Regions from separate parts of the Mus musculus genome. Here region 1 is linked to region 2. A link is a loop called in an ENCODE intact Hi-C map of the cell type or tissue named here. Cell type or tissue: left cerebral cortex. All regions are shown on one strand. Links, peaks and the distances in the headings refer to the core of each region. The heading gives the core; the rest is flanking DNA.

Region 1 (12,341 bases), core at 1,463-9,462, 980 kb after region 2:
TCTTGAGCTCCTCCCACCAGTGCTACTCAGTCAGAAACTCTGGAGGAGGAGGAGGGGGGGGGAGGAGGAGGAGGAAGAGGAGGAGGAGGAGGAGGAGGGGAAGGGCACCTTCCTCACAATTCTAACACAATAAGGCATGAAAACAACTACCTCTAACAAATACTTCAGGCTTCGTATGACATAATCCTTCCCAGGAAACCCTGCCTATTAGGGGAACTGGCAAGCTTAGATGGATCTAAGTTATGTCACAGTAACCAAGACTTTTTACTGCCCCAGTGTAGGTGGCACATATACCAACTTCTTCCTTATGGTTATGAAATCAGCATCCTTGGCTCCCCTAGACTGGATACTTTCAACACCGGATGCACACCCAGACCACCTCTAAGTGCTCAAGGATTTAGAGACCCATGCCAGGCTCCAGGCCGCACAGCATCTCAAGCATCTATACTTTGGAAGTATGAGTCTTCTGTTGAGCCAGAGGTAAGGACCACTACTACGCGCTCCAGGGTCCTGAAGATTCAATAAGCAGTAAGCGGTAACCAATAGCTATTATCTGGGTTTTTGTTTTGTTTTGATTTTGTTTTCCTTTTAAATTTTTGTTATGTCTCTCCATCCCCCAATCTTAGACTGCCAACGCACACAAAAGGTTTCAGCAAAAAGTGAGTCTCTCTTGTTCACTGCCACACATCTCTGAGGCAAGACTATGGTTTGTTTTTGTTGTTGTTGTTGGCTGTTTTGTTTTGTTTTTTAACTTGCCTGTCCAAACAGAAAAAAAAAAACAAAAGATGTATAGCTTGTTCTGCTGCTTTTGTAGGCACAGCAGCACCTCTCATAAAATGTTTGCATATTACTTTCAGTATGGGAAAGAAGAGTCCTCGAGATGTCGCATGTGTACCTAGCGTCATTCACAAGACAGAGACACTGAGAATTTCCACAAAGAGTTGCCTTGAATGAAATGTCACATGATGACATAGTGAATTACTGTCAAATTATTCCACTGATGATTTTGTTCAGAAATATTTTTACTTCTGATTTGAATACTCAGGGTTTCCCAGAACCGTCACCAGGAAGGAAAGAGTCACTGCTTGGAGTAAGCTTTGAACTCAATTAGCATCAAGGTCTCAGAGTTCTCTTGTTTAACTCTCTAACACGGGCTGTCCTGGCAAATGAGGGGAGCTGAGGCCTGGAGTCCAGAAGCCCAATTCAAACACGCTGTGTTCTTCAAAGACCTAGGTTCCCTTAGGTCCATGCAGGAAGGGGATTCTATCTCCCAGCACACCACACAAGCCAGCGACGTCTTCTGGAGAATCGGGCTGATGGCCAAGCTTGGCTTCGCTTGGTCTGATAACTCGGCTTGCTTTTCTCCCTCTCTTCCTCTCTACCTTCACTTCTCTCTGCTGTTATTCTTCAGTTCATTCTAGTAGCCACTCCTGGCTCTGCTTTCTCCTCCATTTTGTGTGCCTGACTGAGTGGAAAATCAGCTCGCTATGACTCTGAACACACCCAGTACAGCCAAGCCAAGCATGCCCCAAGGAGGGGAGGGCCCTTGAAGATGAAGCCTGGGCTTGAGGACATGTCTTTGAGGACTTGGAAGTTTTTCATCTTTAAAACAACGAGAGATAGAGACTTCTCTCAAAAGAATACATGCCAGTTGCCGACAGATATATGCTAAGGTACTCAACATCATTAATCACTAGGAAAATGAATCTTAAAGCCACAATAAGATACTACCTCTTTATACTTAGTGTGATGATGATGATCAAAAGAAGAAGAAAACAAGTGCTGGCGTGGAGACGGAGAAAAAGAAACACACTCTGCAGGCAGGAACGTGAATCAGTACAGCTAGTATGAAAGACAACGGCAAGTTCCTCAGAAAATGAAAAACTATGGTCTAGTAATCCCACCAATAAACACAAACCAAAGAAAGTCCGTGCAGAGAGACATCTACATCCCCATGTTTATTGCAATAGTATTCCTAAGAAGCAAGGAATGGTGTATCCACCGACTGATAAGGAGGTAAAGTATGACACAGGCATCCATGGAAATGCCTCACAGTCTTAAAGGGATAAGGTCTGTCATTACAGCATCATGGATACAACTGGAAGGCAGTAGGCTAAGTCTAAGTCCTACACAGGAAGACAAATACCACAGGATCTCAGCAAATGTGGAATCCTCAAGTTTATCTCATAGACATAGAGAGGAGAGTGAGGGAAATAAGAGGGACATACAATGCTTAGCAGAGATGGGGAGGGCCAGGCCAGCCGAGTAGTAAACATGGTAAGATGACTGTACACTAATGACAGTATGCTGTAATGTCTTCCCCACAAAGAAATGGTATTTGAGGAAAGAGATCTACTTATCCTGATCTGAAGATTATATAATGTATACATAAACTGAAATATCACATAGTGTCCTATAGATGCACATAATTTTATGTATCAAAAGATCCTTGGGATTTTCTTTTAAAATGCTTTGGTAGCTTAATGAAGATATAAACTGAAATTATGAACTATAATATTCTTTTAGAACATAATTACAACCAATAGAACAGAGTGTTTATAATTATGAGAGAAAATATTCCCCAAAATAGATTTCTAAATTTCATGATGCATAATGTCATAGTGGAAGAAACAGCTTGCTCATTCACTACATAACTTTAATCTTATTACTGCAATAACTAAAAAAGGAATGTCAGATATCTGTGCCCACAGAAAACTCTCTCCAAACACGCACCAATCAAGCGTAATGCCTGCAGTTTTTATTTTTATCCCACTGCTAGTCGGAGAGCAATAAAAAATTTAAAGGAAAGTGGTATTTACACTTACAGTGTAATTAAAGTTCCCAGTATACACAAAATGTCAATGATGGTGTGGTGCCCCCAAGTGGCAAAGTGATGAACTGCAGGACTTTGTTGGGAGGGTCAGAAACTGTAGTCCAGTTTTTCAAATTGATTGTCTGAGTATTTACGGATATCACTGGAGCCAATCATAAGAGTCTACATCCCAGGGGCTATTAAAGCCAATTCTTTTAATATTTAATATTTAACATTAGGGAGATCCAGCCTGCTCCACTAAGAAAATAGCAATCATAATATTATAGAAATCTTAGCAAGCATTCTGCTTTGCCTAGTTATGACATCACTTCCTTCTGTCTGTGGTCTGGTGCATGAAGCAGATGTCAAAGGCTTACCTAACAAACAGACTGTTGGATAATGAGGGGTGCTAAGGAGATATCCATCTCGTAAACCAAAAACGCAAGTGTCAACAGTATGGGGCTAAGGGGGAGGTGTCATTCTAAAAAATAATATAAACCAAAATTATGAGCTAGATATTCTCTTTTAGAACATAATTACATCGAGTAGTTTTCATAAGTTTGGCATTCACTCTGTGTGGCTAGAAGACCACCTTTAGGGCTGAGGGGAAAAGTTCTTTGCAGGACGAGCACGTGAGACTTGATCTTCATTATCATCCTGGCAGGATTTAGAATTTACCTAGAAGTATCACTGGGCATGCCTGTAAAGGCCTTTCTAGAGAGGTTTATCTGAGGGAAGACCCCCTGAACTCGGATAGTTTCCTTTTATGGGCTGTGATCCTGGACTGAGTGAAGAGAAGATGGGGAGATGGGAGTGCCACCTTCACGTTGTTCTGCTCCCTGACTGTGGACACGATGTGACCAGCAGCTCTACACTCTACTGCCACACCTTACTAGGATGGATGCGTGTGCTCAAACTCGGGGTCAAAACAAACCACCTTCTCCAAAACTGCTGTGTTAGGTACTTTGTCCTGGCACTAAGAAGACTAAAAAATGCAGAGTGTAACTCATGCTCTAGGAAACCCAGATGACCGCCCGCTTTTGCCCTTCTACTCGCTGGAACTGACTGCAAACGACAAGTTCTCAATCACGACAACTTCTCCAAGTGTCACATACCGGGACAATTCTAAGAGCCCATCTTTAAAATAAAGCATTGGTAACATTTTGTTGTTGTTGTTTTGGTTTGGTTTGGGTTTTGGTTTTTTTCGAGACTGGGTTTCTCTGTATAGTCCTGTCTGTCCTGGAAGTCACTCTGTAGACCAGGCTGGCCTTGAACTCAGAAATCCGCCTGCCTCCCAAGTGCTGAGATCAAAGGCGTGCGCCACCACTGTGTGGCTTTATCATTCATACAACACAGCAAGACATGGGAAATCATTTGTCATTCTGATTTTCAACCATACTTGAAATAGCCAAGGAGAGAAACAGGAAGAACTTAAAGGAGCCAGATGCTGCTGAAGAAAACAGACACTGGGATAGAAGCTTGATCTCCCAGGGGCAAAGGAATTTCTTGAGGGCACTGTCCTATCCTTTGTTTGTATTCTTCCCATGGGGTGTGTGTGAGAGAGGGAACGAGGGAGGGAGGGAGGGAGGGAGGGAGGGAGGGAGGGAGGGAGAGGGAGAGAGAGAGAGAGAGAGAGAGAGAGAGAGAGAGAGAGAGAGAGACTAGACTGACTAACCAGGAGTCAACCTTGTTTCTGAGGAATGATTTCTCACTAGAGCAGACATCTGTCAGCTTTGCTTGGCTGCCAGGCAGCAAGCCCTAGGGACCCATCAGTGCCCAGCTCCTGAGCATGGAGCTCGGCCGCATGCAACACCACACCGAGCTCTGTCTATGTGCGTTCTAGAAATCAAACTCAGGTCCTCACCCTTCACCAGCTGAACCACCATCCCAGCCTAACTTCAGTTCCAATGAACTGTTAACTACAGCAAATAGAAAACAGGAGTTTCCCCCTACTGTGAGAGTTTATAGGGTTTGACCAAACTGAAAGGTGACAAGGATACCACTAATGTCAACTAGTTTTTTTTGGGGGGGGGGGAGGGTCGAGACGGTTTCTCTGTATAGCCCTGGCTGTCCTGGAACTCACTTTGTAGACCAGGCTGGCCTCAAACTCAGAAATCCACCTGCCTCTGCGCCCCCACCCCACCCCGCGCCCAGTGCTGGGATTAAAGGCATGTGCTACCACGCCAGGCTGTAAACTAGTTTTAAATGAGGCAATCAATTTGTTTGAAATTTCTAGCTTCTGACTACATATTCTGAAGCTCTCTTCCAGAGAAGCCAAAGAAAATACACTCTTTCTTCGGTACATCCCATTTATCTTGCATGTGAATTACTGTTCATTTGCATTTTGTAGCATTTCTAAAAATAGTCATCATGAATGTGGTGGCTATTCCTGGTTGTCAACTTGACTATATGTGGAATGAACTACAACCCAGAATTGGAAGGCTCACCAGTGATCATAATCTTGAGGCTGGGAGATACAAGATTCTGACCTGGATCTTGGCATAGAAATTTTAGGCATAGAGACTATGAATCCCAGGAGACTAAGGCAAGGAGATCTCTGAGTTCAAGGTCATCTGGGACAAAGCAAGTCCCAGATCCAGGAGTTGGTGGTACACACCTTTAATCTGGGCCACACCTTCTGCTGGAGACCTACATAAGAACATTGGCAGAAGGAAGATTCTTCTTGGCCTGCTTGCCTTGTGGCACTGAGCAACTGCTAGATCCTTGGACTTCCTTTCACAGCTGCTGCTGACCATTGTTGGGGAGTTGAACTACAGACTGTAAGTCATCAACAAATTCCCTTACTATATAGAGACTACCTATAAATTCTGTGACTCTACAGAACCCTGACTAATATAAAGAAGAATTCAGCTTTTCCCACTGAGGAAGTCTCAAACACAGTCAGTAGGGATATTTTGCCATTGAGACTGTAATATGCATTAAAAAATCATTTTTACATAATCTACCCTATTCACCTTCTCTGGTCATTTGAATACTTACTTTATTTGGCTCTGAAATGTGCATCATATTTTTATAATTTTTTTTTTTCGAAACAGGTTTTCTCTGTGTAGCCCTGGCTGTCCTGGAACTCACTCTGTAGACCAGGCTGGCCTCGAACTCAGAAATCCGCCTGCCTCTGCCTCCCAAGTGCTGGGATAAAAGGCATGCGCCACCACTACCCAGTTTTTATTTTTATAATCTTATTTGGGGCTAGGAGTATAGTTCAGTTTTTAAAAGCAAAGCCCTGTGACTTCAAGTAAAATGGAGGTGGGGCATCTATACAGAAATTTGTGAAGCCCTTTTCTGTTTGTAAGTTTCCTGTTTGATACAGAGTACAGATCAGATGTGACTCCGTGTTCTAAAGCAGCCTGTGGCTACGCACACATGCGCAGTTTATTACTTACAGCTCCTCTCCAGGTTTGGCTTTCTTGTCTGACACCAGATAGACAGTTCCAAAACTTCCACTGCCAAGTTTCTGCTGAAGAACATATCTTCTTGCAATCAAAGCGGTCGGGTACATGGGGATGACTGTGGGTCTTCTGCCCACACACTTCGCAGTCTCTTGGAATTTCAGCATTGCTCCAAACAAGATAAAACTGGCTTGTTCATTCACAGAAACAACAGTTGGGCATCCGAGCTGATGTTTGAAAAGTCAAACGGGAAGTGTTGATTGATGCCAGATATATGGGAACTCCACAAATCGTGTCTAAAAGCAACTACAAGATTCCCACAAAAAAAAAAGTATAAGCTTTTGGCAATGATACCTGCAGTGTATCTTGTGTTATCACACCAGCTAATGCTCGTGCTCTCTCTCTCTCTCTCTCTCTCTTTCTCTCTCTCTCTCTCTCTGTGTGTGTGTGTGTATGTGTGTGTGTATGTGTGTGCATGTGTTTTGTAGGATGAAAGGAAATACAGTAAATTCCAGAAGGCACTCTCTCATAGAAAAAGAGCCTTCCTTATACATGCAACTTTATCACAATAGTTTAGAGCCACATTTTTACTGACTCCTGAAATGTGTATTTGTTTTATGATTCATATTTTGTTAGATATTTATACTCCCCATCGACTTAAAAACCAATGCGAACCCAGGGCCATGGCTTCCCCTAATGCACACATAGGCCAACTCCCTGGTGATGCTTTCCTCCCTCTCAGTCTGCTTTGACTCAGCACAGAGTAAATTGGGGTTAAACCCTGATTAGCATATTCTGCTTCCCTTTGCTTTTTGCCCATGTCAACTTTAAATCACAGTTTTGGGGTGTCTGTTTGCTAGACTAGCTATGTGGAAGGATATCAATTCAGTGCCCCCCCCCCATCTTAAGCAAGATCTGATTCCATTTCTATTGTACACACTGGGTACAGAGCTATCTCCTGGATTAGAAGTAAGGACATGCACCTCAGACCTAAGACTGCGTTTTAAAGCTAGCTGACTCTAAGTGTAGTACAGGTGAAGCCACAGTTCCTGAGGGAGCTATGAAATGTTATGAATGGCAGAACTGTCCCATGAGAAAGTATTCCACAAAACACACTCTTACTCCATTCCATCAAAGTGTTGAATGTTTTATTGAAAACTGTGCTTTTGTTTAAAATCTACATGAAAATAGGACTTTACGCTGAATACTATGTACACCTTGGCATTAGGTTTTCATATTCAGCAATTCTAAAACAACGAGAAAAAAATAGTGTTATAGTGTTGACCTGTGGGCTCAACATTTACCACAAAACCTACAAGGACACTCAAACAGAAAAAAAAAAACTGCAAAACATAAAACCTATTTGTAATTTTGTCTTCTTTAAATAATGTACTAATCTGTGGTTTGATCTAGTCCCAGTGAGAGCAATGCCCCTCTCCTCAAGGAAACGTTACTAAAATCTGCAGAATCTAAAGAATAGGTCCTAAAAGGTACCTTCTGTTTGCTTCTTTGACTGGCATAAAAGTGGTGATTTCTAGATAAACTAGGCTGTTCAAAAAAAAAAAATGGCCTCTCTGTCGCCTTTCAGATCACTAATAATAATTCTCAATGTGGAGAGGCGATTAAAGTCCCCACTTAGTAAAGAGCTGAACTCAAGATGGAGGACCAAAGCTTCTATTTGTAATGGAGTAATAAACCCAGCAGTGTGTGAGCAGCCTCTCCAGGCTCATCACACAGAATCAGCTCTGTCGCCCTCATCTCAGTTGGTATCCATGGAATGTACACACACTGCAGGCTGGATCTGAACCTAGGGCAGAGGATGAACTTGGGTGCTAGGGACACAGGTTATGCTTGTATCCCTGGGGCCTAGCTAACAGCTGACATACAGTTGTTAGCAAACGTTTGGAGAGCGAAGAAAGATCCAGCATACCAAATGTGACCCAAAGACAAGTAAAGGAAAGAAAACATAATAGGAACTAGAAGAAAGCTGAGAGACGCCCACTTTGTGCTAACCATCCCTGGGGTACCCATCCCGCTGGGGCAGGTAAAGAGAAAGTCAAGTGTTTACCGATGGTAAGAACTGAGTGGTTTATGTCCATGTCAAAAAACCCAAAAAACTAGGAAGCTGTTTTGACCTGAGGTTCTGCTAACTAAATCTGACCTGAGAAGTAAACTCTAACCCTGAGGTAAAACGAAAAAACTTGTCTCTTCAACAAATAAACCTTAAGTTTTTCGCGGAGCGCGTGAATGTATATCGAGGAGCAGGGCGCTTAGTCTCCCGAAGGGGAATGCGGTCCAGGGGCTGTGGGACCCGGCTGCCCGAGAGATCCACTTTCATTACCTTTACAGGTCCCCAGCCTGCGGCGCCCGGCCAAGCCTCCGTCAGCCTAGAGCTCGCTGCCTCGGAGGGCGTGGTTGTTTAACATCGTCGCCACGGAGACGGCGCGGGGGCTGCTGGGAAGTCGACGTTCCGGCGTCCAATCCAACGGAAGCGCGCCGGACCCTTCGAGGCGTGGCGAAGCGAGCAGGGTGAGGAGGCGGCCGCAAGTGTGAGAGGAATGGCTCAACCTCTCACACCAAGTTCCCACCACCCGGCCCGAAAGCATTTTCTCCTCCAGGGAGAGCCCTCAGCTTCTCGGAGCCAGGCTTCCCAGTGACGTCGTTCGCAGCACTTCCTGTTTCCGCTCGCGGTCTTCCACGCACCCGCGGGTCTGCCGTTTCTCCCCGGGATCCTACCTGCTGCTGCTGGTGAAGTGAGCCGGCGGTCGGGCGGAAGCAGCCGGCGGATCCGGAGGGCAGGAGCAGGTTGAGGTAGGAAGATTGGTGGTTGAGGAATTAGATCCTACCTTTTCCTGCCCTTTGCTTGCATTCCTTGAGCTACTTCGCTCAAGGTCAAGTCATTAGTTTACAGTGAGTTCGCAGAAACCACATGACAAACCGGGAAAGACATGACGATTCAGAATTAAAAAGTGTTGAGATGTTGGCCGAGGTGGATCTGAGGTGAGATAAAAAATCAAGTGCAATAATGTAAGCTGATACCAAAGGCAAAAAATTCAGGAGGATGCATTTTTTTATGTGGTAGCCCCACAAAAATCAAAATGCAAAAATTCCAAGGTTGGCAAAACTTTCACGATTTTAAACACGGGCAAGGCTGGCAATAGCATCGTGCTAAGCGATATTTGAAGCCAGAGGCGAGGGGGGAAACCAGTAATACTAATCCTATGAGTTGTTAGCCAGATAGGCCATTAGTAAGGGGGTGTAAGAATCCAGTTGAGGTTGAAATTGTATACTTGGGATCCTAGAAGCATAAAGCTGTGTTTTTCCTTAGCTCAAACTACTCTCCAATGTACCCTACACTCAAGACCTGTAACAAGGGTCTAGTTATCCATAAGGAAAAAAAAAATTGGCTCATTATGTGTCTTATGCTGGGTTGTCATTTTTATAGCTTAGGACTTTTGGCCTTGACCCTCACAAAACAGATTTCTTCCTTTATCTCTATATGGGCTGCCATGAGGTGGTGTGGCCTAGATATAAGTTCTGTCTTCCACCTCCAATAATCCAATCAAGCAAAGTTCCTCAACAGCGTATCCTGCAGTTTGGGTCTTGATTGATTCTAGATATACTCAGATTGACAACCAAGAATAGCCATCAAAAAGACCAGCAATTGATTTTTTTTGTTTGTTTCAACAGGGATTTCTGTCGATCATCATGGGTATTCGGGGACTAATGAGCTTTGTGGAAGATTATAGTAATGAATTCTTCGTTGATTTGAAATTGCGGAACACAAAACTTATCATTGATGGCTATTCTCTCTTCCACCGACTTTGCTTCAATTCTGACTTGGAGCTCAGGTATGGAGGAGACTATGATTTATTCGCAGATGTTGTACAGAAATTCTTTGAATCACTGTTTGTGTGTCATATTTGTCCGTATGTTGTATTAGATGGAGGATGTGACATTTCAGATAAAAAGCTGACAACTTTGAAGGATCGAGCAAAAGAGAAGATCCAAGCAGCCCGTTCCCTTTCTCTTGGTGGGGGTGGGAATGTGTGCCCCTTACTCATCCGAGAAGTGTTCATACAGGTTTTGATCAGGCTTGAGGTATGTTTCGTACAGAGCTTTTCAGAAGCAGATCGGGACATTATGACACTTGCCAATCACTGGAATTGTCCTGTGCTATCATCGGATAGTGACTTTTGCATTTTTGACTTGAGAAGTGGGTTTTGCTCACTGAATAGCTTCCAGTGGAGAAATCTGAACACTATTAAAGATACACAAGATTACTACATTCCCGCCAGAAGCTTTTCCCTCAATGCATTCTGCCATTACTTCAACAACATGAACAAAGCTCTACTACCTCTCTTTGCGGTGCTGTGTGGAAATGACCATGTTAACCTGCCCATCATGGACACATTCATAAGTAAAGTACGTCTACCCCTTAGTTCTAAGGGGAGGAGATATCACCGAGTCCTGGGACTTCTGAACTGGTTGTCTCATTTCGATGACCCCACTGAAGCACTAGATAACGTTCTGAAGTCTCTCCCCAAGAAGAGTCGAGAAAATGTTAAGGAACTTCTCTGCTGCTCCATGGAGGAGTACCAGCAGTCCCCGGTGAAGCTGCAGGACTTCTTCCAGTATGGTAGTTATGTCTGTACGGACGCTTCGGATCTGGGTCTACCAGAGTGGGTGCTAGGAGCTCTGGCCAAAGGCCAGCTACCACCTTTCATCAGTGATGCTTTGGTGCTCCGAAGGACCTTTCTTCACACACAGGTAGAAAACATGCAGCGGCCAAATGCTCACAGAATATCTCAGCCCATCCGCCAAATCATCTATGGACTCCTTTTGAATGGCCCATCACACGCAGAAGATATAGCCCAGAATACATTGCCTTCCCAGCTTCTGGCTTTCAATGAAGTGGAAAGAATTGATACAAATATCAAAACATCAACTGTTTATGCAAAGCAACTGCTCAAGGATCAATGTGACTTGAGCAAATTGGCTGAGGTAAGTTTGTAAGACTAACAACATTCTTAGAAATTTCTGTATGTTATAATTTGCCTTCGTATGCCCTCTCTTAATATAACACATGGGTTGCCATCTTGCCTTCATGTTGTGTGTGAAGGCTAGACCTCCAGTGAACTAGGTAATCTCTTAGTGTAGGTACTAACTCAAACCTAGCACTTAGTACTAAATATGCTATTTCTAGGGTTCTTCGGTAACCGGTTTCCTTTGCAGTTATTGTATTATATTGATCCCAACTAGAGTAGGAGTCTGTAATTTTAAAAGGGGGCGGGGGTGTCAAGGATTGAACTGTAAAAGAAGTGTGCACCTAGGCACTTGATGTGGACATAACAGCATCTTAGCTGAGAGCTCAGTTAAGATTAGTACTGATATGTCCGTCTGTCTAAAGGGTTTGTTTTATTAATGAGGCTCTTTTTAGGCTTTGGGCTTAAAGCCCAGAGAGAGAGAGAGTTAGAGCAAGCTGACAAAGAGCAAGTGTTTCCTTTATCTATATGGGCTGCCATGAGAAGGTATGGCCTAGATTTAAGGTGTGTCTTCCACCTCCAATAATCCAATCAGGAAAAGTCCCTCAGCGGTGTATCCAGCCACTGGGCATCATGTTGACATGCTTAAACCTATTCCTAAGAGCATGACTTAGCCTACCTTGGTGCTGCTTAACTCTGAGTAACACTAAGATCAGTTGTCCTTTCAAGGAAAAAAATGTTCTCATAGAGCCCAGTGTTGCTTTTTGCTTCTGATAATATGTAAATATATTAAGAATAACATGAAACGCTTGTGAGAATACAATTAAACATACAAATTAAATGCAAATGAATTTATAAAGTCAGTTGCAATGCCCACTGGGTGTTTGTTTAGTTCCACCTAAATGTTTACTCCTGGACTCATAGGGTCATTGGTGCCAGCTTACTCAAGGATGAAGGACGGCAGCCAGTTTTCTTGTGGAGATGATCAGATCTTACTTGCCTTCAGTTTATACCCCAAGGAAACATGATAGTGATTGTCACTTCCTATGGAGTGGGAACGGTGGAGTTGCTACTGGGATCTAGTGGGTAAGGCAAGGATGCCACTAAGATTCTTAGAATGCACAGATTGGCACC
Region 2 (12,341 bases), core at 1,638-9,637:
TGTAGACCAGGCTGGCCTCGAACTCAGAAATTCTCCTGCCTCTGCCTCCTGAGTGCTGGGATTAAAGGCGTGCACCACTATGCCTGGCACAACTCCTTTTCTTTAAGCTTAAAATAACTTTTAATCCTGGAAAAAAGGGTTGTAAAGATAGTATAGAGAAGTCCCTGCCTTTAATCTCGCCAACTTCCTGCCTCTGTCTCCTGACTTCTGGCATCACAGGCAAGTATAGTCCAGGTTGGACTTGAACTTACCTTCTTCCTGCCTCTTCCTCCTGACTTCTGAATTCACAGGTGTGCACCATATATGTATGTGAGACAGGGTCTTCATGTGTAGCTCTTGCCTGACATGTAATTCGATATGTAGATCAGGTTGACCTCAGTCTTCCAGGTGCTAAAATTAAAGGCAAGAACCACCAGGTCTTGTTTGAATTCTTCAAAAAAAGTTAATGATTTAATTAATTGATTGATTAATTAATTAATTATGTGTGCATGAACTTGTGGTATGTGCCATGTGCACATGTCATTGAACCCAAGAAGTGGGGATGAGGTAGAAGTGTGGCTGAAATGGAAGGCTAAGTGAGTTCAAGGGTGTATTTTTGAGCTGGGCATCCCACGGAAGCTAGTTGAGGATGGCTTGATCCCAAACTTGTTTGTCAAAATGTATGATAGACTGTACCCCAGGACCATCTGTTCTAAGGACAGGGATGCACCCCTCAACTACTGCAGCTCTTCCCTATGGCCAACGAACTCAACTTGTGGGTCCTGCTATACACATGCACACACTTGCACGCACACACACACAGACACACACACACACACACACACACATGCACACACATGCACACACACAGAGGCACACACACAGACACACACAGACACACATGCACACACACATGCACACACACATGCACACACCACATACACACACATGCACACACACAGAGGCACACACACAGACACACACACACATGCACACACACATGCACACACACATGCACACACCACATGCACACACATGCACACACACACAGAGGCACACACACACACACGCACATACAGGCACACACATACACACACACACAGGCACACACACAAACACATACAAACACACATACACATGCACACACAGGCACACACACACATGCACACACACAGAGGCACACACACACAAACACATGCACACATGCACACACACAGAGGCACACACAGAGGCACACACACACACACAGAGGCACACACGCACACAGAGGTCAGAAGGTGACTTGCAGGAGCGAATTCTCTCCTTTTATGTCGTGGCTCCCAGAGACTGACCTCAGGCTTCAGGCTTGACAGCAGGGACTATCACCTGAGGACCCTCGTAGGCACATATTCGACCTCTGAGAACCAAACTCAGACATCAAAACTGATTGTGTCAGTTAAAAGAGTAATTTTCTTTCCTTTAATGTATATCATCAATTTCATTAAATATTCCAAAAAATTAAAAATGGATCAGTTTTCTGTGTGTCTCTGTCTCTCTCTCTCTCTCTGTGTATGTGTGTGTCTCTGTCCTCCTCCCACCCCGTGTGTGTGCATGTGTGTGTGTGTGTGTGTATGACATATTATTTTTGAGTGCGGAGGTAGCCAATAGCTTCAGGTGTCATCCTCAGGAAGGCCACCCATCTCCTTTGAGACAGAGCCTCTGATTGGTCCAAAGCACACCAATCAGGCTAGATTGGCTGGCAGGAAGTACCTGGGATCCTTTTGTCCGTCTACCCAGTCTTGGGATCACAAGCACGGTCAGCACACTTGGCATCTTTATTTGGGTTCTGGGGTCAAACTCAGGTCATCATGGTCGCAAGAGAAGCACTTTGTTCACGGAAACATGTCAGTAATAGACGTGTGTGCTGTTTGTCATATGAAGAATCAAACAGCACCTAAGGAGAGAGAGCATGATGGCCACTTCAGTCTGAGCTAACTCTCCTATGCAGCTGTAACCAGCCCAGTCTGACTGAGCTGGGTCAGAGTGATCACTTGTGCCTGTGGAGGGAAGGATGGGGGACACACGGGAGATTTCTCCTGGTTTCTGTTTGATGGTTCCTTGAAGGCTGCTCTATCACAGGGGTTCCCTAGAGCAAACAATCAAAAGGCTCTTGATTATCTTCTACTTTAGAAGAAAAGGAATGGCACCCGAGCTTTCATTAAGCAGGACGAAGGCTGCTCTCATCTTTCTTTGAATAGAAATGACAAGTCAGACTCATTATGTGGCACTAGATAGATTTTGTTTCACTCTAGGGCAAATTGAGTTTTGAAAGGATGGCCCCTTTCTCATTGTAATGCAATTAGGGAGACTTCTGATGGTTTTGTTCCAGTTCTGGGCAATGGTTTCAGGCCAGTTAGCTAACTCACTGAGCTCTGGCTTCTTTTCTCTGTGTGTTAGGGGTAGCATTAGCTCCTTCTTTACTGAGTTCAGTGTCAGAACTGAATATGTCAATTGAATGTACAGTGTATAGTAATTACTCTATAAGTGACAGCAACTCTGCCTTTTATTCTCTCTCTCCCTCCCTTTTCCTCCCTCTCTCTCTCTGTATGAGTGAGTGATATTTTTGCTCGATGCTTTGCTTGTTCTATATAGATGCTTAGAATCTATATAGAGGCTCCAGACAGCTCATGTTGGTGCACGTGGTTGGCGGGGGGGGGGGGGGGGGAGTCCACTAAAGTACGGGTCAATGCATTCTTCCCTCAGAGCTCTGAAGGCACAGGTTTGAGCTCCATTCAAGTGGGCTAAAGGCGAAATGTTAGCTGGACTTTACACTCTCAGAAGGATCTCAGGAGAATCTGTCCACAGTGTCTGTTTCCTTCTTTGGCTCATTACCCGTTCTTCTGTCTTTAAAGCCAGCAGCAGAGTGTCATCAGATCTCTCTGTCACAGTCCCTTCTCTATCTCCACTGTGTTAGCAAGTGGAGGTAACCAGGTGAAGATCTTGTTATCAAGGCTGGAAAGTGATGCAAGTGGGCAGGGAAAGCAGGGGGTCACGTGTTGAATAAGGGGAAGGTTTCCACCAACCAGAAATCTCCCAGCCATGCACGTAATTCTCACCACTACTACTTGCCAGAGTAAAACCAAGAATACGGAAAACTTGCCCTTCCTCAGGCGGGTTAATAAGGGTTGCCAGCAGGGTTATAAGGCGGCCAGCCACCCTCGGAGCAGAAGCTGAAAGCAAGCCTTGCTGCTGAGCACGTGATTGGCTGCAGCCGGTAGAGCCTGCCTTCAATTCCGGAAGAGTTTTACTGGGTGGCACAGGCTTGTAAATCTAGCTATTCCAGATTCTGAGGCCGGACGATGGTGAGTTAAGGCTTGCTCGTGTTACAGAGTTCAGCTTGGGCAACTTAGCGAGACACTGTCTCAACATAAAAAATTAAAGAAAGCCAGGATGCAGGTCAGGGTTGGAGTGCTTACCTAGCAAGTGTGGGGTCCTGCGTTCAATCCCAAACACTACGAATACTAATACATGTGCAGTACAAAAGCGCTACAAGTGAATAATAATAAATTACAATAATAAACTGGATTTTGCAAGACTGAGTCTTTTGCTGTAGTGTGCGGGCTCTTTTTTTTCCCCTTTAATTTTGTAAACCATACATACTTCCATACTTTCAAGTGTTTCCTTCCTTCAAGGCTCATTGTAGAGTTTGTATACATTCCACTCAGACTAAAGAACTCACACCTCCTCAGCAGCCAGCTAAAGATCTTGTGTTCCCACACCGGGAGTCGAACCCGGGCCGCCTGGGTGAAAACCAGGAATCCTAACCGCTAGACCATGTGGGAACTGATACTGATAGTACCTTCTTGAAGAGGTCGCTTATGAAGGTGGGGCAGAGAGCCTCAGATCTGCCTCTGGGGGGGAAACGGTGTAGGGGTACTTATAGGTTAAAGAAACAGGGTGGTCTGGAGTGTGGGTAAAGGCGATCAAAGGCTGGGAAAGCGAAGTAGTTGTGATCTGTGCGCAGTCAAATCTTACTGCTTTTCCTAGGGCGCATGCTCAGAGAATAGCAGCATTAGCTCTGGCTCTGAGTGTTGGCTCTGAGCGATGTTCTGGTTTCTAACGTTAGAAGGTCTGTGCAACCTAAGTTGTCTCTGAAAGCCAAATTAGGGCACCCATCACCACGGTGACCAGTTTGCCAGAGGTGCTAACTGTGAAAAAGCTCTTAGGAATGAGCTGCTTAGATAGAGGAGCCAGAAAACCGGTGATAACAGCAGCTAAGCAAAATCAGGTGAGCGAGCCGGCTAGTGCAGGCAGGGCTCTAGCTTTCCCCGGAACTCACCGAAACCACCGAATCTGGTGTGCATGATAGACCTGAAAAGGAACCTACCTTTCAACGGCGATCTAAGTGCGTGCTCAGGTTGGACAAGCGCTAATACCGTGCACCACAGTTGACACGAAGAAAAGTTAGTTTTAGCAGCCACAATACTTGCAGAAGTTTCTTTCTGCTAACCAACTTTTAAGAAATCAGGTTGGTCTGGTACCTCTTCATTTGCAAATAATTGAAATGAAACAAAAATGTCTTCGAGACCTCATCTTTAGGCCCAATGAAGTGCACCACAACGTATTTTGAATAGTTGTTTGTTGGATGCTTAACCATTCGCTGACTCAGCGATTTAGTGGCTCTATGTGACGAGAGGTCTTGTGTGATAAATTATGGAATAGAGCGTTATTAAATTGTCACACTACCTTGTATCAGATGCTGTCGCTAGGCATATTTTGGGCACTGCAATTATCACGCTGCAAAGGAGAGGGGATTTCTGATAGCCGTACATCGATGCTTACTCCGAGAAGCATGTCCGCCCCCTTCCCTCCCCCAACTTCTGCGGCGCTGGTTTCTAAACCCCAGATTACTTGGATGTGGCCGAATCAAGGAACAGATTCATAGGGGAAATGGTTAGGAGACTAATGTCTGCCACAGTCTGTTTAATTACCTGGAGTTGGTTAAAAATTAGTCTCTGGGCCCCATTTCGAAAATCAGAGTCTCTTGGGAAGATGCTGAGAAATTTTAGATTTCAACAAGTCTCACAGGCAGTCTATGTATAAACTAATCTTTGTGAATTAACCGCTGTTTCCCATCAGGCTTAGCTTCTGTTATTGTATGAATGACAGAGCACATAGCTTCACACATACATGAATCTTGCATCTGAAGAAGTGTCTGATACAGAAATCTGGCGACTATTGTAGACTGCTAGCTTTTAAATAGAACGGTCTCAGTATCTAATATGCAGACAAAGCTGCTTGGAGTAGCCAAAGATGAAGTGGGTAAGTGTTAAGAAAATGTAGGTAAATTTAAAAACATTCATCTCTCATGTGATGATAATTAGTTTTGTTTGTTTGTTTGTTAGCTTTTTTGGTTGTTTTTTTTTTTTTGCCATTAGGACCCCTCCACCCCCATCTACAGGATGCAACTAGAATTTGAACGACTTGACACAGTGTCATAAAATCACCAGAAGGGAGCAGCAGAGAGCTGCCAAATGGCTCCGAGAGGCATTTGTGCGCCAAGGTTTTATCCACTAGGCAGATGTTAACTTTGCTGCAAAGAGCTGGCTACCAGGGGAGTGTTTGCAAAGAACACTTCGGCATAAGCATCTCTAAGCCAGGAGAGCTGAGGCAGAGGGCAGGCGGCTGCCTCTCAGGAGAAAAGATGATGCCCTGCTAGTGGGCAGAGAGAGGAGCTACCATAGGAGACTGGATGGTAGCTGGCAAATCAGGAGCTGGGTCAGGGCGAGTGCTAAGAGTGGGCTTATCTGACAGCTCTGGGAGTCCCAGCCTCTACCCAGGTATCTTTCAGGACTCAGTATTCCAGTGGTCCATTGCTGTGGTAAGAGCAGGAAACAGTGGGTTTCCATCAACAAACCATATAATTTAAAAAAACAAGTTGTATTATGATTATGGGAAAGCCTAGAACCCAATCCCTTGTTGAGAAACACTGTGGTGGCGAGATCTTCCAGCTCTTTTTGGAAAATGCCTTTGCATTTAAAAACGAACTTAAGGAATACAAGACAGTATGTGATTAAATACTGCAATTACAGTACAATCGATACTTGCTCTCGAAGTTTCTGTGAAAGGAGAGATCAATGGAGGCTTGAGTGGCCAAGGGAGGTTCTTTAAGGAAGTGAAATTTGATCTGAGCCTTAATGGATGAGAATGGTTCAGTAAGGCCAGGAGGACATGAAGTGAGCCCAGTGGGTACTGTGTGTGTGTGTGTGTGTGTGTGTGTGTGTGTGTGTGTGTATTGAAGGCTTGGCAGGAGGCTACTGTACCTGTGTGTAATGTGTTTGTGCTGGGAGATAAAACCTACTTTTTGGCCATTAGTGAACTTTGTTTTTCCTGGATGTTTCCCCATGTGTTCTGAACAAGAACACAGTCAGTCTGCTTCCTTTAAGAATGGAGTGTGTCGGGGCTGGTGAGATGGCTCAGTGGGTAAGAGCATCTGACTGCTTTTCTTTTTTTAATTTTTTAAAAAAATTTAAAAATTTATTTATTTATTATTATATGTAAGTGCAGTGTAGCTGTCTTCAGACACACCAGAAGAGGGAGTCAGATCTCATTACGGATGGTTGTGAGCCACCATGTGGTTGCTGGGATTTGAACTCTGGACCTTCAGAAGAGCAGTCAGGGGCTGGTGATGTGGCTCAGTGGGTAAGAGCACCCGACTGCTCTTCCAAAGGTCCAGAGTTCAAATCCCAGCAACCACATGGTGGCTCACAACCATCCGTAAAGAGATCTGATGCCCTCTTCTGGTGTGTCTGAAGACAGCTACAGTGTACTCACATGTAATAAATAAATCTTTAAGAAAATAAAAAAAGAATGGAGTGTGTCATTAACTTTGAAGAGGTAAACATGGATGCCACACACACAGGATCCAGTGGCTCATGGTGAGACAGTTTGCAGGGCACAGATGCCCAGTTTTTTTCTTATGGTCAGCTGGGGCACTATAATCTTGACTGTGTGAACATGGTACGGTTTGCTTAGTTTCAGTCTGGATAAATACAAATATACCTAGATCTTTATGATGATGATGAAAAGGTTAGCTGAGAACTCCACAATGAGGATAAGGTCTGGACCCTGAGACAGCAGAGCACAGAAGTGTGTCTTCTAACCACTCCCTGGCTTGTCATCAGCTCTCATGAACAGCCCAGGGGGTGGGGGAGTTAAGACTCAGCCTGTTGACTTTCTTTGTCTATCCTGTCACCCTGGGCATGCTTGCTTTTTTTTTTTTTTTTGCTTTTTCTACATAATCACCTGTCGGCCTCCCTCCTCCTCCATCCCTGCTCTCTGGTGCTTACTTACGTCATCGTCTAAAATATCATGCCTTTTTCAAGTAAGCTTTGTAAAAGGGCTTCCTATTTTCCCAGGACATTTGCAAAACATTAGCTTGTATTTGGGTTAGAGACACAATGGAGCGTGTCTGCCCAATGTATGACGGTTCTATTTTAACCTTTTCTTGTTTTGTGTATATGCAGATGCGCATGTGTGTGCATGCGCATCCATTTGTGTATACAGGTGCACATGACGTGTGTGCATGCATGTGGAGTCCAGAGGATGGAGGGCCTTGGGGTGTCATTCCTCAGGAACGGTTTACCTCTTAGAGGCAGAGCCTGATGCACTCTTTGATTATGCTGGGCCGGCTGGCCAATGAGCCCCAAGGATCTGCCTGTCTCTGCCAACTCCACACTTTTGTTACAAAGGCAGCAACTTTTTTTTTTTTTTTTTTTTTTTTATGTGAGACCTGGGGATTGAACTCAGGTCTTCATGTTTGCAAGCACTTTGCTGACTGGACCATCTCACATTTCTTTCTCCTCTTCTCCCCCCCCCCCCTTCTCTTCCGTGTCTTATCTCTTCCTCTCCACTTCCGCCTTCTCCTTCCTCTTCTTCTTCCCCCTCTCCCTTCCTCTTTTTATCTGAGCAACTTGAGAGCAACATGCTTCCCCACTGGTAGCAGTAGATCTCTGCGGTGATGCTTCTCATGGGAATGGGAACGAAGGTAGAGTCAGAAAGCACACATGCACACATGCATCACTGTGGGATGGAGTAGGGGAATACGGGAGACAGCAGCGAGATCACAGAAATCCTGAGAAATCTTCTCCACTCTCGGAGGTGCTTTTACTGAGAGGCATTGCTGTAACGTCCACTTTTTTATCTTTCCCTCTCTCACCATCTCTGTAGGTGTTTTATAGCCACACCATTGCTCTCTCTGCTGTTGGATCAGGAGGGATGCTGTAAATCTTATCTGTGGATCTTTTTGGCAGGTCAAATCCCTTCTCATTTGCTTCCTTCTGAGACCCAAGAGCAAGCACCTTACTCATTGGGCAGTTGCAGCATTGTACCGGGGAGGTTCTCAGATAACACCTCTACATTTCTTCCTGACAGTGTGAGTTCGCTGAGTGCTCAGCGGGAGCATTATTTAATTACCCAGAGTCTCCTAGTGTGTTATGCATTCTTTTAAGAAGGTATTTATTTCCCTTAGACATCTGTCAGTGTGTCAGGACACACATCCATAAAAATACTGGAGGGAAGAGACAAGAGAAATTACATCTAATTATCTGAAGCACCACAAAACAAGGGGAAGTTTACATCTCAAGAAATTAATTCCTTCTCCAGTGCTTACTGTCTTCCAATGCGAGTAGTTACACGAGAAGTTATAAATCTGCAGTCGGTCACTGTTGAGCCTAGCTTTACTGAACACAGGCCAGCAGGTTTAATCATCTTTAAAGGACTATGGATCTTTTCTTCTGAATAGAACACACCCTTGATTCTTATCTTCAGCCACTGCATGTCTTCAAAGTGGTGGTGGCATTAGAGGGTGTGGCTGTGTGGCCTTGCCCGATGTGTTAGGAGTGGGATTCTTGGGGCCATGATAGTTTTCTAGAACAATCCTGATGTTTGTGGCAGAGGGGCTGTGCTGGGATGCTGTGTGGGTTATGGAAGTCCAAGGTCAGCTAGTTCCATCTGGGGCGTGTTTAGCTGGCTGGTGAGTACTGTTGACATCTTCTGCATTTGTGCCCATAGTCTGGTCTCTCTGGCTGTACTAGGTTTCCCTGTTAACTCAGTTCCCAGGTTCCTGGGGTACTATTGGTGCCCTTGGGGTCTAGTGGGAGCACCCCTCTGTAGTTGCCTCTGTGAGACTCCCCTGATGGGCTTTCCAGGACACTTGGGAAGCGGTTGAGACCATCTGAGGGAGAAGGATGCAGCTTTGAAGAGTTTGCAGAAGCCCTTCTCATCATCCAGTTTGATTTGGGGCTAAGGGATCATCCCGGGACAGGGGCAAAACAAGACACACATGCATTCCAGGACTGACATTCCTTCCTGGACAGAGTCATTGCTCCTTAGGACAATTCCTTCACAGCCTTCTTAACACACTGATGATGTCTGCTGTGAAATCTAAAGAAGGGAACTTGAGGTGCATCTTACTGCCTTCTGGCTCTCTGTTCATCCCACTAGTCTGCCATTGAGATGGAAGACACTTGGCTTTTTCACTTCCTCAGCACTGGAATTTCCTTTACCTGAGTGAAGAGAGACTTATGGTGAGCCACCAAACACCCAAAGGCAGTCTGTGGTGGTATCTCACTGAACATATGGTCCCTGGATACACAGAGGCATCATCTGGGAATTCATAAGAGATGCAGCCTCAGGCTCTATAGGGTTCGCATGGATCTCAGGTGACTCCCATGCCCATAACGATGTGGGAAGCACAGAGGTGGACGGACACGTCTGGTTAGCTGACTTTGCTTTACTAAATTGGGGAGCTAAAGAGATTTAGGAAATCCCCTTTCTCCTGGAAAAAGCTTGCTTCTATAAGCCATTAAGTTGTTCCAAAATCCCATTTTGGAGCCATGAAGCTGAGTATTAACTGTTTGTCTTTTTATATTCTTGGTACAGCCACCAGTCACTTGCTCAGGGGAAATAAATGTTTCAGATCGATCACCGCAAGTCCAATGCAAGGAAACAAGGGAAAGATGCTTAATCATGCTAAAACAACGTGTTTTACATTTGGGAAATAAAAAGAGGAAACAACGAGAGAAGAGATGAGGAAAACCCTAAAGTTCATGACTGTAGAACTGGTCATATTTGAATTCTTTTGTTTACCTTTACCATGGCACTGAGTAGCTTGTAAGTAGGAAGCATAGTTTGTTGTCTTTAATAAAATCTCAAACATTTGATTTTACCAATAAAGTCTTAGAAACCTGATGCTGGGGAGAAAGCCTGCTAGCTTAGAGAGGCAGAGAAAGCACCCAGCTGACCTACCTCCTTAGATAATTATCCCAAAAGGAAAAGCCAGCTCTCTCAAAATCCTTCAATCTGGATGCCCCTCCCTTCTACTTCCTGTGTATCTCTCTATCCGACCTCTTGACTTCCTCTCACTCTCTATGTTTTTTCCCTGTGTTCACTCCCTGTCAACTGGTTGCTTGCTCTGAACATATGGACCCTGGATACACAGAGGCATCATCTGGGAATTCATAAGAGATGCAGTCTCAGGCTCTATAGGGTTGACCCATGGTTGGCTTTATTTAATCCTGTTTACAATAAACAGAAAGCTCTCGGATTAAAGGTGTGTGCTAGGGCTGAGCCACACCACAACTAGAAACAGTCCTCACCTCCCCCCAGTAAATAACACAATCTCGAGGTTCACAGTGTGATCAGATGTTCTGCAACAATCGTTCATTGATTTGTATTGCTATATCCCATGCCTCTTAAAGTGTGTTTAGAGATGCTCTAAAGTAGGACCATTTCACTGAAAAATTAGTTTTGAAAATGCTGTGAACCACATAGCCCTTTTGCATATACACCATAGATAGTGTCAGGAAGGGGTTTTCAAGATCCTACCAAGAAGTCCCTCTAGCTTGTCCATCACCATCTCATGTGCTAGTCTCTAGCACACCATATGATGTACATTCTCTGCACGTATTTTAGAATGTTCTGAACTAGAATCAATCCCTTGTTCATGATCATCAAGTCTATCCGTGGTGTCTCCAAGCTCCACCTGGTGGATCTTCCCTGATACAAATCAACTAGTGTTCTTTTCATGGATCAGGCTGATGTGCCCTAACTGTATCCAGCGGTTGTTTTCTGCCAACCAGAACAGCCAATTCAGAGGATTCTACAGATTCATTTTCCTCTCATGTTACTACTTAGATCTCCTTCATAGTGAGTTTCACTGGATGAGAAAGAGGCTGTCACCTCTCACTCACAGCCTAGCCTGGGCTTTCAGGCTAGATCCCTGAAATTCTGACCTACCAGTCTGAGAGTTGGATAACTACCAGTGTAAATCTACTCACTAGGTTGGCCATGGTTTCGCAGTGAGAGCTGTGGGAGGCAAAGGCATGGTCTTGCAAACAAGGAGAACATGTAGTCTTACAAATGTTTTCTAGATCTGTGCGATATCATATAGATGAGGCACATGGATGCTTACACAGACTGAGGTCTGGGAGGCTCTCTCCTTTGTGTTTTTTTCCTGCTTCTGTGAATACTCAGGAAACACGCTTCATTTTGTGGCAATTCGTCTAGCCTAGAAGAGCCTGATGCATGTTCTATGGAAGAGATTATTAGTCTTGCTTGTGTTCAAAGGAGTTGGGAGCTTCTTTGGATTATTGTGAGAATATTGGTGGGGTCGAGGTAGAATAAGGTCAGAAGGCCAGTGGGTTGTCAGAGGCAGTAAGTCACATCCCCATGGCCATGCCATGACCTTGGAATAGGTGAGTGTTTGCCCAGTTCTGGGCTTGGTTTGTCCATGATCTGACCCATGAGATGTTAGGAAGTCTGCTGGGAGCTGATGCATAGACATGTTCAAGACCATCCCTCGAGGGGGCATCTGTACTCCTTTAGTCTTGACTCTGGAAGCTGGCAGGAACTCAATGACAGCTTAAAGTCAAACCTAGGTAACCTTCATCTAAAGTCAAGGTACTCAGCCGCCCATCTCAGATCAGTTACATTATAGTTGTAACAGGACCCCAGACTTTAGTAGGTCCTGAGACCTTAGCACAACTGACTCCATGATGGAAGTGCAATTCAGGCTGTAAAACTCAGCACATAGACAGCACCACCTGCCAAAACTAAAACAAAGTCCATAGTTCTGGGAAAGTCTCTAAATGTCCTAACCTTGCTTCTAGGCTTCTGCAGTTCTGCTTCTGGCTAACTGTTCTTGTTAACTGAAGTATGTTGTCTTAGTCAGGGTTTCTATTCCTGCACAAACATCATGACCAAGAAGCAAGTTGGGGAGGAAAGGGGTTTATTCAGCTTATATTTCCACATTGCTGTTCATCACCAAAGGAAGTCAGGACTGGAACTCAAGCAGGTCAGGAAGCAGGAGCTGATGCAGAGGC

Evidence for each region. A loop is a pair of places that touch in the nucleus more often than their neighbours do. Peaks named below come from ENCODE experiments on the same cell type or tissue, not always from the same donor. Only the 100,000 strongest peaks of a DNase experiment are listed, where the experiment ranks them.
Region 1: a loop joins it to region 2, with 15 times the contacts of the local background. A loop is called at or near these places in 10 of 42 quality-filtered maps.

Annotation. Positions count from the first base shown.
Region 1 is chr9:105,386,633-105,398,973 of GRCm38, forward strand. Nek11 (NIMA (never in mitosis gene a)-related expressed kinase 11) reads right to left here and starts at 8,655. Exons shown (of 16, transcript NM_172461.3): 1 at 8,564-8,655; 2 at 6,217-6,528. The coding sequence starts at 6,389. It overlaps Aste1 (asteroid homolog 1), which reads left to right and starts at 8,730. Exons shown (of 5, transcript NM_025651.5): 1 at 8,730-9,033; 2 at 9,913-11,226. The coding sequence starts at 9,931. In left cerebral cortex, for the core only: a CTCF peak has its summit at 2,881 (motif pointing left); DNase peaks (open chromatin) are centred at 2,852, 6,329 and 8,722; H3K4me3 peaks cover 1,348 bases; H3K27ac peaks cover 851 bases.
Region 2 is chr9:104,404,939-104,417,279 of GRCm38, forward strand. n-TEttc8 (a tRNA gene) reads right to left here and starts at 3,800; the gene lies at 3,729-3,800. In left cerebral cortex, for the core only: a CTCF peak has its summit at 5,471 (motif pointing right); DNase peaks (open chromatin) are centred at 2,639, 3,034, 3,814, 4,010 and 3 more places; H3K4me3 peaks cover 2,268 bases.